2 separate regions of the Homo sapiens genome follow, and region 2 is linked to region 1. A link is a contact called in ENCODE Hi-C or POLR2A ChIA-PET data. All regions are on one chromosome and are shown on one strand. Each heading gives the region's core, a stretch centred on a gene start or an enhancer-like site at or near the end of the contact. The rest is flanking DNA. Distances are from core to core; before and after follow the strand shown. Region 1 overlaps CAMTA1 (calmodulin binding transcription activator 1). Region 2 overlaps CAMTA1 (calmodulin binding transcription activator 1).

What was found. A loop is a pair of places that touch in the nucleus more often than their neighbours do. ChIA-PET counts read pairs that join two places held with the same protein, here RNA polymerase II (POLR2A). Pooled maps may share reads with other maps.
Region 2: a loop to region 1 is called in a map of HCT116, with 3 times the contacts of the local background. The contact joins two enhancer-like sites. A Hi-C loop is called at or near these places in 1 of 168 maps with a recorded cell type or tissue (HCT116) and 2 of 50 pooled maps. POLR2A ChIA-PET finds 5 or more read pairs at or near these places in 4 of 52 experiments (A673, AG04449, AG04450 and 1 more).

Annotation. Positions count from the first base shown.
Region 1 is chr1:7,264,403-7,267,360 of GRCh38, forward strand. The region is part of intron 5 of CAMTA1 (calmodulin binding transcription activator 1); the gene reads left to right. Among named protein-coding and RNA genes, the nearest start is that of CAMTA1-IT1, 99 kb to the right of the region's middle. Within about 2 kb of position 1,474, at least 9 of the 41 ENCODE cell types and tissues checked have a DNase peak (open chromatin) inside an H3K27ac peak, as active enhancers do; they include HCT116, where a contact is called at or near this core.
Region 2 is chr1:7,297,863-7,300,643 of GRCh38, forward strand. The region is part of intron 5 of CAMTA1 (calmodulin binding transcription activator 1); the gene reads left to right. Among named protein-coding and RNA genes, the nearest start is that of CAMTA1-IT1, 65 kb to the right of the region's middle. Within about 2 kb of position 1,294, at least 14 of the 41 ENCODE cell types and tissues checked have a DNase peak (open chromatin) inside an H3K27ac peak, as active enhancers do; they include HCT116, where a contact is called at or near this core.

The sequences.
Region 1 (2,958 bases), core at 224-2,723:
ATGCAGTTTCCTTCTGGCGCAGGAGTTGTGGTCAAGGACCTTGGTCAGACTCTTGTCTTTTAAAAAGATCATCCCTGCTTTCATGTGTGCAAAAGGAAAGCCACGTGTGTAGAGCACTCGGTGATTCTGTGTTTTGTATTCAAAACCACAAACACTAATAAGAAAACAATAGGAGAAACCTGTTAGGTATAATATCCAATTATAATTATTTTTACTCCAAAAAGCACATCAAATAAATAATGCAGTTTATGTTACTTCTAGAAAATGCGGCAGCGTTAGTTAATTTACATAAATTATACAACTCATTATCTTTGTTTATAAAAAGACTTAGCAATATTTTGGCTTATGGATCTGAAAGGGGAAAAAATATCGCAGACTTCAGTTCAGTGTAATTTTCCTTTCCTGCACGGCCACCTTTTTATTTATTTACAGAAAGAGCATCTGTTTGACAGATCCCCTTAGGAGTACTGCCCTTTCCTTTTGATGAATAGAATGCCTTAAGTTTGACTTTTGTTTATAAAAAGCCAAATAAATACAAGTGAATTAATCCAAGCAGCAAGAGAATGCTCTGAGTAGCAGTCGCGGCTTCCTTGGCTGACACCAGGGCCTGCAGGGGTGGGGAGGGAGCCTCAGGGGCCAGGGAGCCGGGTTTTTCTGGCCTCGTGCTTGTCTTTTCTGCTGCAGAACTTCTCAGGCAGCCTCGAGTTAGATGTGCCAGTGCCACCCACTCAGGGTCAGCTCCTGAGCAGGTGAACTGTTCCTGCGCTGTCCCAGCCAGCAGCCATGAGCCACATGTGGTGGTGAGTCCTGGAAATGTGGCTCATCCAAGTGCCATGAGTGTGAGACCCACACAGCTTTTCAAAGACCTAGCATGAAAAGAAGCCACTTTTTATTATTTTAGCTTTTTAATTTTTTTTTTTATTTGAGACAGAGTCTCATCTCACTCTGTCTCCGAGGTTAGAATGTAGTAGCACTATCTCAGCTCACTGCAACCTCTGCTTCCCGGGTTCAAGTGATTCTCCTGCCTCAGCCTCTTAAGTAACTGGGATTACAGGCACCTGCCACTATGCCTGGCTAATTTTTGTATTTTTAGTAAAGACAGGGTTTCGCCATGTTGGCCAGGCTGGTCTCGAACTCCTGACCTCAAGTGATCTGCCCACCTTGGCCTCCTAAAGTGCTGGGATTACAGGTGTGAGCCACTGCACCTGGCCAAAAAGAAGCCACTTTAAATAACCCATTAATATTTTTGTGGATTACATGTTGAAATAATAGATAAAATATATTATTAAAATTCATTTTTCCTGTTTCCATTTTACTTCTCTACTGTTGCTACTAGCAAAGTTTAAACATGGCTTTATTATATTTCCACTGGACAGCCCTGGGCCTGCCCTAGACTAACAGAGAGGCTGGAGACCTAGATTACTCTTAATCACACCCATTACCAAGACTCTGATTCTTCCACTGGTCCTGCGTCAGGCTCTGACTCATAATGAGAAACAGGATACGGCTCAGTGACAAGGGTAGGGCTTGTTTGATGGTTTGCTTGGAGACTTGAAAGGCACCTGGGAGAACAACATAGTGTAAGAAAGTGGAGCTCTCTTCCCTTGACAGTACTTGGCTGTTGCTTCTAGCTTAAATATTAAAGTCTCTGCTGGTGGATGGAGGAGCCCAGCTCCCAGGTTGTTTCAAAGTGGAAACTGGTGAAGCCTAAATTTGCCTTCATTGCTTATGCAGATCCAGTAGATTGGCAAGAGAACAAGCCTGCCCCGAGGCAGGTCTGCAGAGCGGGGGCGTGCTTGGCAGAGGAGGGAACAAGGAACATGGTTCAGTTGCGGCCAGACCTAGGCCTGGCCATGTGCCAGGGTGCCTGGACTTTGGACACCGGTGTGTTCAGAGTGTGATCTGATACTAGCAGGACTTCTGGCTGGGAGCGCCACTGTGGGTCCACCACAGGGACGGCCTGGGACCCCAGAGCCCTTTCCCTCATAAGACTTGGGAGTTAGAGACAAAGGGATGTCTGCCATTTATCAGTTGATGGTTAATAATTTAATTCTTCCCTGCATCCATTTATTGAAGAAACATAAGTCCACGATGTGCCACACTTTGCTAGGCACTGGGGATACAGTAATGCACAAAACAGATAGGTTCTTCACCCTCTCGAAGCTCCCAACTTGTGGGAGCGGGGAAGAAACAGACAGGACAGAGGAGTGCAAGAAGTCCCTTAGGAGCCCTGAGAGAAGGACTAGAGGACAGTGTGCAATGCATATGCCTAGATGACAAGTAGTGGCCAGGCACTGGCCCTTGGTGACGGAGGAGGCAGGAACATTTGGCCTGTGACTAAGGGAGGAAAGGCCATTGCTGCAAAGAGCTGGGCAGGGCTTTCTTGGGGACAGGACAGTGGATGCCCTAAGGCTGGAAGGACCTTGGTTGCTCTACTGCCAGAAAGGGATCTGTGGGCCTGGAGAGCAGTGGACAAGGAGGGGGCGCGGTGGAGGGGCCAGGACCCAGGTGGCACAGCAGGATCAGCTGTGGTATAGATCTTGGATTCTGTTCTAAGTGTCATGAGAAGCCACTGATGGGATCGTAGCAGGGGTCTGGAAGGCAGTGGGGGAGGTTCTGGACAGGTAACTTTGCTTTATGCTGAGTGATGCTGGATATGTCCCTTAGACCCTCTGGCTGTTGGCTTCTTCATCTATGGAGTGGAAAGGCTAAGAGAGTGGAAGAGAGGTGGGCCAGAATGTTCTCCGAGGTTCCTTCCTATTTAAAAGTGCCATGATTTGGAGAGATCCCAGTTTTTTTCCCTTCTTGGAGTAGAGTTACCTTTATGGCTTCTGGGATGGATTTTAGATGGCTTCACAGTGCCAGCATTTCTGTGAAGTCATCAATTCATATCCATGAGTTCTTTGGCTTCATAAGATAAAAGAAGACAGAATGCACAGGACTGTGTTGGAATTGCCA
Region 2 (2,781 bases), core at 44-2,543, 33 kb after region 1:
TGTCTAGTTTCATGATTGTTTACAGCAGGAGGGCAAATCCAATCCTAGTCACTTCATTGTGGCAGGAATCAATATCTATTTGGTTTAATGTTTACCATTCCTTCCCATTCCCTATACCAGCTCATCACCCTTGTCAGCGGCAGTTCTATATATGTTTGTAGTCCTTTCAGTTGAAATAAAATTGAGTCAAACAATTTATAATCTGAAATGAACAAAGACCATGTAAATTCTTTTCAGTTGCCTTTTTAGGCTGGTATCTGTCTGTAGAGGACTCCCAGGGAAGGATTCTCAAGGAAGACTCAATGGGAAGCCTTTGGATGGCAAGCTACAGGGCTGAGTACGAGGGTGGCCTTCCTGTGCGGGGTGTAGGATTAGCATCAGAGAAACAAATCAGGAATCCCTGGGTATAACAGTAGGGGCTGCATTGTCATTTTAGCCTTCTCCAGAGATGCATGATCCACCCCCCACCCCGCAGGTCTTTTCCTCTCTATGAAAGTCACTGACAAGTTCCTGTGGATCCCCTGGGGTCCCCAGGAATGTATTTCTACTCTGAGGGCCAGTGAGTATCTTTTTCTTGGCCATGAGCCATGAATAGAAACGGGACCCTTAATACTGCCTGACCTGCCACATGCAGCCCTCTCTTCTGGGACTGTCTACACAAGTACATTTCCACCATCTACAGGGGCGGAATTCCGGTCATTTGCTACAGGGGAAATTCTAGATTTTTGTTTCTAAAGGGCCCCAGGTTACCAAGGTCTCTTGTATATTAGAATTTTACCACTTCTCTCTGGGGGAATTAGGTATTTATCAATACATTTTGTAATATATATTTACCAAATTGTTTATCCAGCAAACTTTTATTAAGCAAATGCCAGGCATTGTGTTAGGTTCTGAAGCTCTCCCAGTTCCTTATCCAGGGCCCCAGGAACGCACTCAGGGACCATTTCAGACACGTGGGTGAGTCAGTCCCTAATGGGCTCAGAAGAGAATCACCAAAATGTTTAAGACAGAACAGTCCCGAGCAGCCAACATTTCACCCTTCCTTCCTCTCTCTTCCCTTGCCGACCAGACCCAAGGGTTTTGGACTCAACTGTTTCCTTTTGTAGCAATGAGCTAAGGAGGCTATTTGCTTTGACTAAGGGGCCAAGATGATGAAGTCAGATGTCCTGAGTTTGCATCTTGCCTCTCCACTGACTTGCTGTGTGACCTTAAGCAAGTACCTTCCCCTCTCTAGGTCTGCTTCCTGAAAATTCAAAGTCTCTGAAAATTCTGTTTTAAAATATGTGCTGGAGGTGGGGAGACCTGATTCCCTGCCTAGTGCTTCCTTCGTTTTCATGGATTCTTTATTAAGCAGATATTACTTCTTCATAATAAAATCGTATATGAAACAATGACTTGATTTCTTTATATGAAACATACTTTGTACATCTAAAAATGTTGTTGAAATCATCTGAGCCTCTGAGCAAGAGCTTCGCCTTTGACTCTGAAGCCAGTGCTGTCAGCAGTTTCTCCCCCTTAATGTAATGCTGTATGTGACTCAATATGAACTAAGCAGGGGGTGGGAGGTACAGACCACCCCAGTAATCCAGGCTTTCTCTGGAATTCTCCCACTTGTTTATAGTCTGGGCAATTTGCCTCCTGCTGCTGCATGACTCAGACTCGGAGAGCTTCCAACCTCGCAATGAGCCAGCGGCTCCCCGGAGTCAGACGCTGGCCCTTGTGTCTCAGGCTCCTGGAACCTTCCGATTAAGCCTCCACTTCCATCTCCTCCCTGGCCACATTCAGGCAGCAATGCCCCAACCCCACACAGAGACACACGCCCAATCAGTGCCCTGTACAAGCAGGGACTGTGGGTGAGAGGGTACAAGGAGGTGTTCCAACCCCTCACTGAGACAGGATTTCTAGCCCCTCTCTTTGGTTTGTGTCATTTTGCTTTGAAATGTAAGTTGACTTCTGATCAGGGCAGATCTCAGTTTTATAGGACCTTGTGTAAGAATAAGCAATACAAAATAAGGAACACAAAATGAGACCTAGAGTCTTAGAAGGGGCCCGTGCAACCAGAGGTGCCCCGAAAGCTTAAGTGTCATTGACTTCCTAGCAACCCTGACTGTGGTCTGATTCCTTTAAGATCCAGAACAACTGCTCCCTGTACCTTAAGTAATTATCATTTAGAATAAAGTCAGAAAATTGCTTGCTGTCTGTTTATTTTAGAATCAAGCAGCTTCTGTATAATTTGAATTTGAGATAGCATTCTTAAAAAAAAATTCCCTTCGCAATAAAGCACCAGATTGAATGTCCGATGAGTCACAAATGCCCTTCTGAAAACAGCTGCATTAGAGGGACTCACTCAGAAAACATGATTTTCCTTCCTCCAAGGGTCTCCCCTAGACCCTGGCACAGAATCACCCTGGTCCCCACTCTGGTCCTCCCTTCCAGGCTCATTCCTGGTGCAGCAGATCACTTCCACATTTACTGCATCACATCCAGCATCAATGTTTTTAACTCCATGAATTGTTTAGAAAATTGTATAGAGGCCAGGCGCAGTGGCTCACGCCTGTAATCCCCATACTTTGGGAGGCCAAGGCAGGCGGATCACCTGAGGTCAGGAGTTCGAGACCAGCCTGGCCAACATGGTGAAACCCCGTCTCTACTAAAAATACAAAAATTAGTCAGGCCTGGTGGTAGGCATCTGTAACCCCAGCTATTCGGGAGGCTGAGGTAGGAGAATCACTTGAACCCGGGAGGCAGAGGTTGCAGTGAGCCAAGATGGTGCCACTGCAC